3 separate regions of the Mus musculus genome follow, and all the other regions are linked to region 2. The links are chromatin loops, found by intact Hi-C in ENCODE. Cell type or tissue: heart. All regions are shown on one strand. Region 1 has its middle 7.2 kb from the start of Gm52676. Region 2 holds the start of Cyp4b1 (cytochrome P450, family 4, subfamily b, polypeptide 1). Region 3 holds the start of Gm52676 (a long non-coding RNA gene).

Region 1 (4,000 bases), 170 kb after region 2:
GCAGCTGGAGCCTTGAGTCCCTCCGTATGTACTCTTTGGCGGTTTAGTCCCTGGGAGCTCTGGGGGTACTGGTTGATTCATATTGCTGTTCCTCCTATGGGGCTGCAAACCCCTTCAACTCCTTGAGTTCTTCTTATCTATCTAACTCCATATGACCTTAATACCCTTTGACCTAGAAAGATTCTGCATTTTCCAGGTGAATCATAGTCTGTGTAGGACCTGTCATCCAAAACAAATAAAGACTGTAGCCATGAGCTTTTCTACCTGCCATCTTTGTTCCCAGAATAATAATTCTGAGACTTAATTATTTATGAATAACTATCTAGGCCACAAGCTTTGGCTTGTTCCCTGACTAGCTCATGACCCATCTCTTTATTCCAGTCTATTTCTGCCACATGGCTACTTACCTCTCTTCAGTTTCATGTGTCTCCTCCAAGCCCATGGTGAAATTTCCCTGCCTCTGACTATCTATCAGAGTTCCCATCTCTCTATTAGAACTCCCACCTTCTACTTTCTGCCTTTTGCTAAGGGCCATCAACTTTTAATTGACAGGGGATGCTTCCACACACTGCACAGGATTTTATCCTTACAAAAGACCACCAGTGTAGTATATATTGAGCCTAATGTGTCTGGGAAGCTTAAGGTAACTTCTAATAATTATATAAGCTAGGGAATATCTTGGCCTCTCTGTGTGTCAAGCTTCTCCTTTCTTCTTAAATGCTCTTTCTGATGCCCTCCCCTGCAAATTCATAATGTATCCATTCTTATTATGTCTCTCAATCTAGCTAGAAAGCAAACGTGATAGTTCACAAGGTGAATTTCCCATTTAAAGAGGAGCTAGAGAAAGTACCCAAGGAGCTAAAGAGATCTGCAACTCTGTAGGTGCAACATTATCAACTACCAGTATCCTGGAGCTCTTGACTCTAGCTGCATACATATCAAAAGATGGCCTAGTCGGCCATCACTGGAAAGAGAGGCCCACTGGACAGGCAAACTTTATATGCCCCAGTAGAGGGGAATGCCAGGGCCAAAAAAATGGGAATGGGTGGGTAGGGGAGAGGGGGGTGTGGGAAGCTTTTGGGATAGCATTGGAAATGTAATTGAGGAAAATATGTAATAAAAAAATTTAAAAAAAATAAAGAGGGCTACCAGTTGGGCTGCATAGCATAGGAGAGTCTCTGTGTAATTTACCACATGTAACTTATATTTAAATTCTTGCAGTATAGAGAATAGCAAACACAAAACACAAAAACATAAAAAGAAAACAAAGTTGGATGGAGATGGCCTTAGAATGCTCTTTTTCTTTAGCCTGTCTATATTATAGTAACCACAAAGTAAAAACATGTGTGGGAATCTTTTTGTGCACTGTGTAAAGGTTGTCTTCCTATTATTCAAATTTTTATTTCTGTACTGGCAGAGAGATGATTACTGTCTAGACTTTGGTATTGTTATTTTTAACGAATCATCATCTGCCTTAGTATTTTGTAAATATATATCCCCATCACCTTCTGATTAGTTTAAGAAAGATCTGATGACCAATGGCTGAGTCAGGAGAGGAAACACAGGATGTCTGGGCAGAGATGGGCTCAGTGGGAAGAATCAGGCACAAGAGGATTGAGCAAGTAGACACAGAGGTGGATGGGAGTGAACATGAGCAGAGAGGTAGACCAGGTCACTTGCTGGGATGTTGGAAGAATTAGTCAGGTTAGAACAGCTGGGGGGGGGGGGCAAGGGTAGCCCAAGTTGGAGGCCTAAGCATTTAAAATATATAAGAGTCTCTGTGCCTATATATAGATAATGACTCCATGAAAGTCAAAAATAGCAGCAGCAACAACAACAATAACAACAACAAAATTAAGAGCATCCAGGGAGCAAAATACAAGACAGAAAAGTGTGGAGCAAAGAAATCTTGCTGTGTGTTTGTGTGTATGTGTGTCTACATTCTATCTCAGAGAGAAGAGGCCTGAAAATTTAGATAGAACAAGCATCAAGACCCATGGAACCTGCAACAATCTCCAGCCTCCCACCCAAGCAGGCTGATTCCATCTCATCTGCCACATTTGTCCCCACTGGCAGAATCCAGTCTGGCAACTGGCATCCTATCTTTTGGTACCTTGGGATCTCTGTTCTTTTCCAAGACAGCCTGCTGCAAATTCACATGCAGTTTCCTGGGTCTAGCTATCTCAAATATGTCAGTGCCCCCTGGTGGCTGGTCAGTGTTGGAGACACACCCAAGTCTCCTAACTCAAGTAGCTCAGCTAGTTAACAGCAATGTTGGAAAAATTTGAGTCAGTCTACCAAACATAGCTACCATTCCAACCTTAAAATACTTCATATCCAAAATACATTATTCACCTTGTGAATTATTAATGTTAGATAATCTGTGTGATATATAATATTGCTCTTTGCATTCTTTTTTATTGAACACTAGGACCAGAAGCATACTGAATTGTTGTAGAACAGTTTCCCTCTTACATTATACTACACATTTAAACATGCTTAAATGTGTTTGTGTTTATTGCTATGTAATTGGAACATAATTATAATCACTTGGCTTGAAAATCATTATGCTAGTTTAGATGGAAAAACGTAGTCATTTTTATGTGAACTGCTGTGAACCTTTTAAGAATTCCTAAAGCTGGAGCCAGAGAAAAAACCAAGTGGCTGAAGGGGACTGAAGCCCCATAGAAGGAACATCAATATGAACTAAGCAGTACCCTCAGAGCTCCTTGGAACTATACCACCAATCAAAGAAAACACATGGTGGAACTAGTAGCTCTAGCTCTATTTGTAGCAGAAGATGGCCTAGTTGGTCATCAATGGGAGGAGAGGCTCTTGGTCCTGTGAAGGTTCTATGCCCCAGTATAGGAGAATGCCAGGACCAGGAATGGGAGTTGGTGGGTTGGGAAGCAGGGGGAGGGGAAGAGGGGATAGGGGATTTTCGGAGGGGATACTAGGAAAGGGAGTAACATTTGAAACGTAAATAAAGAAAGTATCTAGTTAAAAAGAAAAGAAAGAAGACTGAACGATGTGAAGAAAGCCAGTAAGTATCACCCTTCCATGGCCTCTGCATCAGCTCCTGCCTCCAGGTTCCTGCCTTTTCTGAGTTCCTGTCCTGGCTTCCTTCAATGATGGACAGTGCTGTGGAAGTGTAAGTTAAATAAACTCTTTCTTAAACCCCCAAAAAAGAACTGACATTTGTTTTTTTAAAAAATGTTTATTGTTGGCAAGATTTTGCTGAAAGGACCCTGATATAGCTGTCTCGAGTGAGGCTATGCCAGTGCCTGGCTAATACAGAAGTGGATGCTCACAGCCATCTATTGATAGAATTCAGGGCCCCCAATGGAGGAGCTAGAGAAAGTACCCAAGGAGCTGAAAGGTTCTGCAACCCTATAGGTGGGACAACAATATGAACTAACCAGTACCCCTGGAGCTCATGTCTCTAGCTGCATATGTAGCAGAAGATGACCTAGTCGGCCATCATTGGGAAGAGAGGACCCTTGGTCTTGCAAACTTTATATGCTCCAGTACAGGGGAACGTAGGGCCAAGAAGTGGGAGTGAGTGGGTAGGGGAGCAGGGCAGGGGGAGGGCATAGGGGACTTTTGGGATAGCATTTGAAACGCAAATAAAGAAAATATCTAAATAAATAAATAAATAAATAAAATATTTATTGTGCAAATGGAATATAACAATTCATCTTTAATCCCAACCTTATCTTCTGTGTTAATTTTTCTATCTTCTGTACTTTACCTTTTTAATAACATAATATTTTTATTGATTATGTAGATATTTCACATAATGCATTCAATCAAATTCAGTTTTCAGCCTTCTCAAGTTCACCTCAGAACACTTGTGACCATCCCCTCCCCAAAGTCCAAATCACAAAACTGAACCACTAAAATATTCAAAACAAATACAACTAAGTTAAGATCTGAAAAGCCCCTTTCCTTCACCAGTCCACCAACCAACCCTCAAGGGTCAGAGAAGTAGGAAATAATT
Region 2 (4,000 bases):
CACACACCACACCACACACACCACACACATACCACACCACACCACACCACACAAAACATGATCATGTTGTGAGTGGCCGTTGACCCTGTTGTCTCCACTTCTACATCACAGTGCAGCTTTTTGAGGTTGTTTCATGAATATGGTTGTCACCCCACTGTGTGCCTTTCTGTTCTGTGCAAAGCAAGGGAAAGGCACACTTGGTCTCTGGAATGTGACAGATTGAAAGCATTTGAAAGAAAAAAGTGCACACAGTCAAGAAGAGTGTCAATCAAGGCTAGAATCGATATTTTTAGGAGAGAAAGGCACTGGAGGGGGGCTTCCTTGAGAAGAAGAGCTACTGGATAAAGGCAGTGGCTTTCCCTGAGTTTATAGCCTTAGTCTTTCTCTGACAAGTGACAATTCTAGATTTGCAAATGTCCTTTTTGAGGCTCTATAAAGGGGCCTCCAGTGTTCCTGCAGGCCTGAGTCATAATAGTTTCTTAGTCAAGTGCCACTGGATAAGGAATACTTTAAACCTGGGATTTGGGCCAATGGCATGTTGGGAAACATTTAATAGCTGGTTTCCTAGGGGAGAAAGCCATGGCAATATTTGCAATTTCTGTGATGTTAATGTTCCTACAATGGTCAGTTCCTAGCTGCTAGTGTGATGTCATTGAACTGAAAGTTGAGAGAAGATGTGTAATCTGCCATTGAGTCCCAGTTGCATACCATTACAGCATACTACTGGATGGTGGCTTATCTCCAAACTTCTTTCCACAGCAACTGTTTTCTATGGTAGCCTGGAGAGCTAGGTTAATCCCAGTGGATGGAAGCTTCAGAGAAGCTCCCTTAGTTCCTCCCTCAAACACATCCTTTATCACACTTCCTGGGGGTCAGCATGCTGATATACAAATTCACTCTAAAAATGTGAAAACTCAGCAGAGAGCTTATCATGTTCCCTAATTCTCTGACCTGGGTGAACTGCATTTTCATTGGGATGGATATGGATTTTCAGAAGTGGGCTAAACCAACGAAGAAGGAGCTTTCAGAGTTCCTTTCATCATATTATCTCTTGTTTCTCGGCCTGTGGGTGGGTCTGTTATGCTATCCTCCAGGTCTCCTCTGCCAGAAGGGACTACAAAGCCAGGTTGGCAACTCACCATTTTCTGAGTCAGGACCTGCTGCTGGAGTTCCAAGCCCATCTGTGTGCTGGTTTGGCCCTGTCACCTCTGTACAATACTCAGTCTTTGTTTTTCTGTCACTGCTGAAAATCTAACTCCCACAGATTGACCCTCCTTTAGGTCCTCACTACCTCCTTTCTGATTTGGATGACTATGGGGCACACCAGTAGGAGGCTGGAAAGTGGAAAAAGAAAGAGCTTGGGGCACAGTTCCCTTTGCCAATGTTATATCTAGCAAATGCAGGTCCAACCAGTTTGTGGGAACAGTGTTCTTGTCCCTTCACGAAAGAGTATTGACGGGATTCTTGTTGTTAATTTACGCATGCCATGCCAGATCATGTTTCATGCTTTGCGACCCCATCTACCTTTCTGAAAGGAGGCTTAAATCAAAGACCTTTACCCAAACATTGGTGGTAAATGTGCTCTGTGGTTGCCATGAATGGTAAAATTCTCTTTTGGAGGGAGAAACAGCAGGCATTTCCTGGCAAGGTGGGTCCTTCAACAGAAAACCCTTGGCTGTGGCATTTCAGAGCAATCACAGCCTTTCTGGGAAACTGAGTATTTCTCTACTCATCACTGGGCCTGAGTGGTTCTATCGATTCCAAAGGGATCTGATGATTAATCCTTATCATCTTGAAAGTATATTCTACATTCCTGTCCAGATTGTTCTATGCTTTTGGGTATAGTTCATTTTCCTCCTATCCTTCTGGGGAATCTCTCAAAAAGGGGACATGGAACATTATAAAACAGGCAAAAGTACCATTTCTGTCATGGGTCCACATCAAGGGGACAGTGGAAGCTGTCTAATGAGAAAGCACAGATGATCTTATCTGGAACACAGATAAAGGATGAGGACCTATGACCTCTTTGGGGAGTTTAAGTGAGATAGTGTGTATAAAGTCCCTTGAACATACACGATAAAACAGAAAGGCAGTTGTTATTCTAATGATCACACAGAGAACTGCTCCCTGTTCTCTGCTCCAAGAGACCAAGGTGGGATGTTCATGATCTGGTTTCTGTTAGGTCTGGTTTCTATGAAGCTACATTTTGAATCATACTCTGTCCTTTGGTGCCTATGAGCTTTGAGGCAGCTATCTCCGCCCTATGGCACTCGGCCCAGTTTAAGCTGCTGCTAGCTGTTGGGTGTGGCAAAGGAGGTGGGGACTGGCTCAGTGCCCGTATCCAGAGTATAAGACAATCCAGAGGGGGGCATCTGGAGGCAGTTGGAGCCTGGGTCCTGCGAGTTTAGCCATGGCGCTCAGCTTTCTCTCTCCAAGCCTTTCCCGCCTCGGCCTGTGGGCTTCTGTAGTGATCCTGATGGTAACCGTCCTGAAGCTCCTCAGCCTGCTGTTTCGGAGGCAGAAGCTGGCCAGGGCTTTGGACAGCTTCCCAGGGCCCCCCAAGCACTGGCTTTTTGGTCATGCCCTTGAGGTATGTGGGGATATGGGAGATGCCCTTGAGGTATGTGGGGATATGGGAGATGCCCTTGAGGTATGTGGGGATATGGGAGATGCCCTTGAGGTATGTGGGGATATGGGAGATGCCCTTGAGGTATGTGGGGATATGGGAGATGCCCTTGAGGTATGTGGGGATATGGGAGATGCCCTTGAGGTATGTGGGGATATGGGGGAGTTGGGGAAGGGAGGTCATCAATTTAGACAAGAGGCTGAGGCCTGGAACCACGGCTCCTAGTCAGCTTTCCCACCCCTGACTTTCAAGCTGGCTTCAGAAGCAACACAACATTTCAAAGTGGCAGCTTAAGAAAGCCTGAGATGCGTTCCATTCATTCATTCATTCATTTATTTATTTATTTATTTATTTATTTATTTATTTATTTATTTATTTGGTTTTTCGGTTTTTTTGAGACAGGGTTTCTCTGTGTAGCCCTGGCTGTCCTGGAACTCACTTTGTAGACCAGGCTGGCCTCGAACTCAGAAATCCGCCTGCCTCTGCCTCCCGAGTGCTGGGATTAAAGGCATGCGCGCCACCACGTCAGGCCCATTATTTTGAGGAACAGAATGCAAGTCGGTGTGGAGGCTTGTTGATAGATCACACCCGGGAGAAATTACATCCTCAAAGTTTGACCCGACAACTAGGCAGTCACGAAGTGTCCTGCTCTATGCAGTGTAAAGATTGCTGGTGACCAAGAGGACGTTCAAAGTAAAAACAGAGGAAAGTGCTGTCTTCTGATGCATCCCAGCGTGTCTGAGAGGTTGGTACCCCCAAAGCTGGGAGGTACCTTTTCTCTTTCCTTTGTCTGGCTGAGGAACTCTGGCGGTTCCCCAGGTTCAGGTCCTGGTTGGGTCTCCTGTTAAGGCAGCTCAGGAGGGGTTCACCTTAGCATCCAGTCTCAGGAACTCCTCTTGTCTTGGGGATCCAGACCTTCTAAACACAAGATAAGGGTTTAGAGTCAGGCAGGAGAAACAGATCCTCCACACACCTCCCCAAACATCTGGAGACTAACATTTTAGATTGGAACTAGGACCCCGAGACTAAGTCTTCTGGTGTGCTTTGAGCTACAGGCAGGTTTGGGAGCCCAGGCATGGATGTCATGGATGAAGTCTCAAAAGCGGGTGTCATTCTTTCTACCTTTTTCTTCTTCCATCTGGGGAATTGACACTGGAAATGAACTTGGTCTCTAATCTGATTTTTGCTCCTTACAGATAACTTGTTGGGGATAACCTATGAACTTACCTGTACCATTGAACACTATGGGTGGGAGGAGGATGTCTTGGGTGACACTAGAGCATTCTCTGCTCCCAGGAGGATGAAGGTGCTTCCCCAGGGGTCCACTTCTGCTCCATTCTTTTAATTTTAGCATCTTACAGCTTTTCTACTAGT
Region 3 (4,000 bases), 170 kb after region 2:
AGAAGAAGAAGAAGAAGAAGAAGAAAGAGAGAGAGAGAGAGGGAGAGAGAGAGAGAGAAAGAGAGAGAGAGAGAATATGGGTGGGGAAGGACAGTTAAAACTAAAGGCCATTTAGGGTTTATATAGAAATCTAACACAGTACAGCCATCCCAAAATATATACAAGTATGAATGCAATCTAAATAAAGTTGTCCAATAATGAGACAAACAGAGCTCCAACTGGATATCTCTCATTATCTAATTGTACCAGACCCGCCAGTTCAGAGTTGAACAGTCCTCTGAGGAAGGTGTTAGGATGTTTATAGGAAAGATAGAAAAAAGATGCAAGAGATAGATAATGGGAGGGCTGCATGACTATACCACGCCATCCTTGCATGTACTTCTCATAGCCTTTTTATACTACAGTACTGTGGGGAGCAAAGCCACAAGCTAACAGAAACAATTTTGCTAAAATATACACATTTGTTCTAAACCCAAAAGATTCCCTTCCCACCAAGGTCAGTAGAATCTTCAGCTCCTCACCAAAAGCCTCAAGTATGACTCCTCTTATCTTTGCATGTCAGCAGGCTGGGAGATTTGTCAACAGATCTTGATCTGCCATGACTTTGCCTGGAAGGCAGACTCTTTTTTTTTCTTTTCTCTCCCCTCTGCTTCATTGAAGTGGCAAATAATTCCTAACACCAAATGATCCTTACAGTACCAGGAATTGGTTATATCTAATTGAGTTGTTGGCCAAAGTTGCTCCATGAGAAACCCCAAACAACTCAGGCTATTGACAAGTCTATTGATTGTTCTCCACAAATACACACTAAGGCCATACTGCTGAAGATAAAGTCTACACAATTTATTGAACACAGCAAAGTTGAGCTGGTGCCTTTTCTCCTATGGATTAATGTTCATGGTACTGGAAGGTAGGTATTTTGTACTCTACTGAAGGAGAAAGGTAAATACCAACCTACTTAGAAACGTGTCAAGTTACAAGGATGACCTGCTTTTGCAACATATTCTAGTGCAATAGTAGTACAGAGCCTATGGCAGTAACTAACCAATATCTGATTGGATTAAAGGCCTACACCATGAGATATAACATATTCCCAACAATACTCAGTAGCCAAGAACCTAAGACAAGATCGACCAGGACCCAGGGGAAAACAAAATACTACTGTTCTATTACAGGAATATGGGCATAAAACAACTTCTGCTGGCATTCTGCTATATTTATAAGTCGGTACCTTGCTCAGATATCATCAGAGAAGCTTCCTTTTATAGTAGATGGGAAAAATACAGAGACCACCCTCCCAGCTACACAGTGTGTAGAGAGTAAGAACTTGGAGCACTTACCTCTAAAAGATGTCTTCATCAAATCCTTCCCCTCAGGGCTCTTGGCGCCCTGAAGAAGAGGAGGTGGAAAGACTATAAAATTCAGAGGGGATGGTGGATAGCAAGAAACAAGATATTCTAAACATACGAGGACTGACATGCACATGAACACAGACACTGTGGCAGCATGCCCAGGGCCTGCATGGATCTGCACCAGATGGAGTCTAAGTAATGAGAGGGGAAGTGGACATAAGCCCTATTCCTAACCCAGAAGCTATTTGCAATTGATAACTTCTCACAAAATTAGTTCTCTTCAATAGAGTCTCACTGGAGATACAAACCATGCTTATGGGCAAGCCCCAAGCCAGCAGTAGATGGCCAACAGAAAACAAACTCAATGGCATCTTTTGAGGTTCTTGGTCTCATCATGTTTATTGGGGCATTTCTTTTAATCTTACAGGTGTTACCATAATACGGTTTCCGGTTCTGTGTTTTTGCAGGATTTCTGTGTGTATGAGGGTGTGTGTTTCTCTATTTATATGTATTTCTCATGCTTTTTCTTTGACTCTTTTTCTTCTGTTTGTTTCGTTTTATTCCAGTTTGTTTGTTTTTGGTTTATGTTATTTGATTTTTATTCTTTAGATGCCTGTTTGTCTTCTAATGAGAGACAGGAAGAATGTGGGTTCAGTTGGGAGAGGAGGTGGGGTGGACCTTAGAGGTTTAAAGGAAAAGAAAACATAATCAGAATGTATTGTATGAAAAAAAATCTATTTCTAATAAAATAAAGAAGGAGAGGGAGAAGAGGAGAAAGATGAAAAAAGAGAAGAGGAAGGGAAGAGAAAAATGAGAAGGAGGAGGAGAAGGAGGAAGAGGAGTGCTTTGAAGGCTCAATTGAGCCATTTGTCAAATAGTTTGACTCTGTGATTATTGTCTGTCTTCTCTGACAATGACTTGCACAAATACCTTTTCACACTGGATAGGGCACTGACAACAATCAGAAAGGATTTCAGTCATGCTCAGCTCAGCAAAACAGTGAGTTTATTGGGATTACTTACAAAAATGTAACAAGGGATGACTTACTGGGCATGGGTGACCCAAAGTTAGCTGCATCACCAAAAAGTCTACCCCAAGTGGGTGATGACTAATGAAAGCTGTAGCGTTGGAACTTGACTTTTAGGCAGGTCATTTGGTCTGTTTCTTCTTCCTCCTAATAGTGCCACTCCCTGGGCCAAACAAATCCAAACCACCACATTACACTCTGTGGCCTCCACAGGCTTGTCTGAACACCAGTCTATGGGAGCTATACCTAAACATCTAGTTCCAGCTTGCACAGTCTTGGGGAAGGCCCTTGTGAACCACTGGAAGTTTCAGGAGCTTCACGGAACTTTTTTTTTTTAAGGTTTTCTGCTCTTTACTAAATAAAGATTCCCTTCACAGAAACCAGCCCAGAGCTCACTGCTGTTCAAGCAGAAGGGAACAGGCACCAGGGGAAGGGGAAGCACTCACTCCCCTTCAGCAAGAGCAGGGCAGGATACAGAATGCAATCTGCAAATGTCTAGAGTCTGCTCCCTCCACTCCCCAGGCAGGCAGGGCTGCAGGAGGTGCCTGCCTTCTCCCAACACAGCCAGTCGGGCAGCTGGTCACACACAGCCTTTTCTCTTCTAAGGCTTATCACAGAATGAGCTGGGTTCACGGCTGCTGAAAATCCTCATGGCCTCATGATGACAACGCTGGGCTCCTCTTCCTCCTATGTTTCAGATGCCTCTTCAGAGCTGCTGGCATGCAGTTCCTGGCCCTGACAGGGTTCTTCCTTCTGTTTCTTCTGCTCAAGTTTCATCTTCTTTGCCAGTAACTTCTCTTTTAACTTCTGGCGCTTTTTCCGGTGCTTTGCAATCTGCTCCTCTGCAGCAATTTTACTCTTTTCTAGTCTCTTCTGAAACTCTGCACTCAGTTTTTGCTTCTCAGCCATGGCATCCATGTAGTCCTGCCGCTGGTACTCTCTCCACCGTAGGTGCCTATACATCTCGGATGAATTCTGGAGGGGCTCGAGGAGCCTATTCATTCATTTTCTCTGGAACTGGAACTGCTTTGTCTGGGTTCTTCATGAGCCGCCCTAGCTTGAGCTTCTGCTCGTCTGCAGCTCTTTCTTGGGCCTGGGCAGTCTCACAGAAGTGGCAGCAGGACTCGCAATAGCAGCTTTCCTACTTCTTCACGAATGCTGCCAGCGGCCGCTCATCTTGATGACAACAGAAGCTTCATGGAACTTTTATGTTGTGTTTATTTTTATGCTATAAAGAATGTCTTAGGGTTTCCATTGCTGTGAAAAGACACAATGACCAAAGCAACTCTCATAAGAGATAACATTTAATTGGGGCTATCTTATAGGTTTAGAGGTTCAGTCTATTATTATAGCAGGAAGGGGCATCTAGGTAGGCAGGAGAAGAAGCTAAGAGTTCTACATCTTCATCCATAGGAAGCCAGGGACAGATTGGCTCCCAAGAGGCTAGGAGGAGGGTCTCAAAGCTTACTCCCACAATGACACACTTGTCCAACAAGGCCACAGCTACTCTAACATGACCATATCTCCTCAGAGTGCCACTCCCTGGGTCAAGCATATCCCAACCACCACAATGAAGTATTTCCATTCAGGAGAAATAACTATCTAATATGCTACTCTTTCC

Evidence for each region. A loop is a pair of places that touch in the nucleus more often than their neighbours do. Peaks named below come from ENCODE experiments on the same cell type or tissue, not always from the same donor. Only the 100,000 strongest peaks of a DNase experiment are listed, where the experiment ranks them.
Region 1: a loop joins it to region 2, with 3.0 times the contacts of the local background. A loop is called at or near these places in 4 of 42 quality-filtered maps.
Region 3: a loop joins it to region 2, with 2.6 times the contacts of the local background. A loop is called at or near these places in 4 of 42 quality-filtered maps.

The regions. Positions count from the first base shown.
Region 1 is chr4:115,474,430-115,478,429 of GRCm38, reverse strand. No RefSeq gene overlaps it. Among named protein-coding and RNA genes, the nearest start is that of Gm52676, 7.2 kb to the left of the region's middle. In heart, a CTCF peak has its summit at 2,187 (motif pointing left); a DNase peak (open chromatin) is centred at 2,149.
Region 2 is chr4:115,646,098-115,650,097 of GRCm38, reverse strand. Cyp4b1 (cytochrome P450, family 4, subfamily b, polypeptide 1) reads left to right here and starts at 2,377. Exons shown (of 12, transcript NM_007823.3): 1 at 2,377-2,590. The coding sequence starts at 2,411. In heart, a CTCF peak has its summit at 2,358; DNase peaks (open chromatin) are centred at 1,127 and 2,327.
Region 3 is chr4:115,480,310-115,484,309 of GRCm38, reverse strand. Gm52676 (a long non-coding RNA gene) reads right to left here and starts at 696. Exons shown (of 2, transcript XR_003955098.1): 1 at 522-696. It also overlaps the pseudogene Gm12833. In heart, no CTCF peak of the experiment used is centred here; no DNase peak of the experiment used is centred here.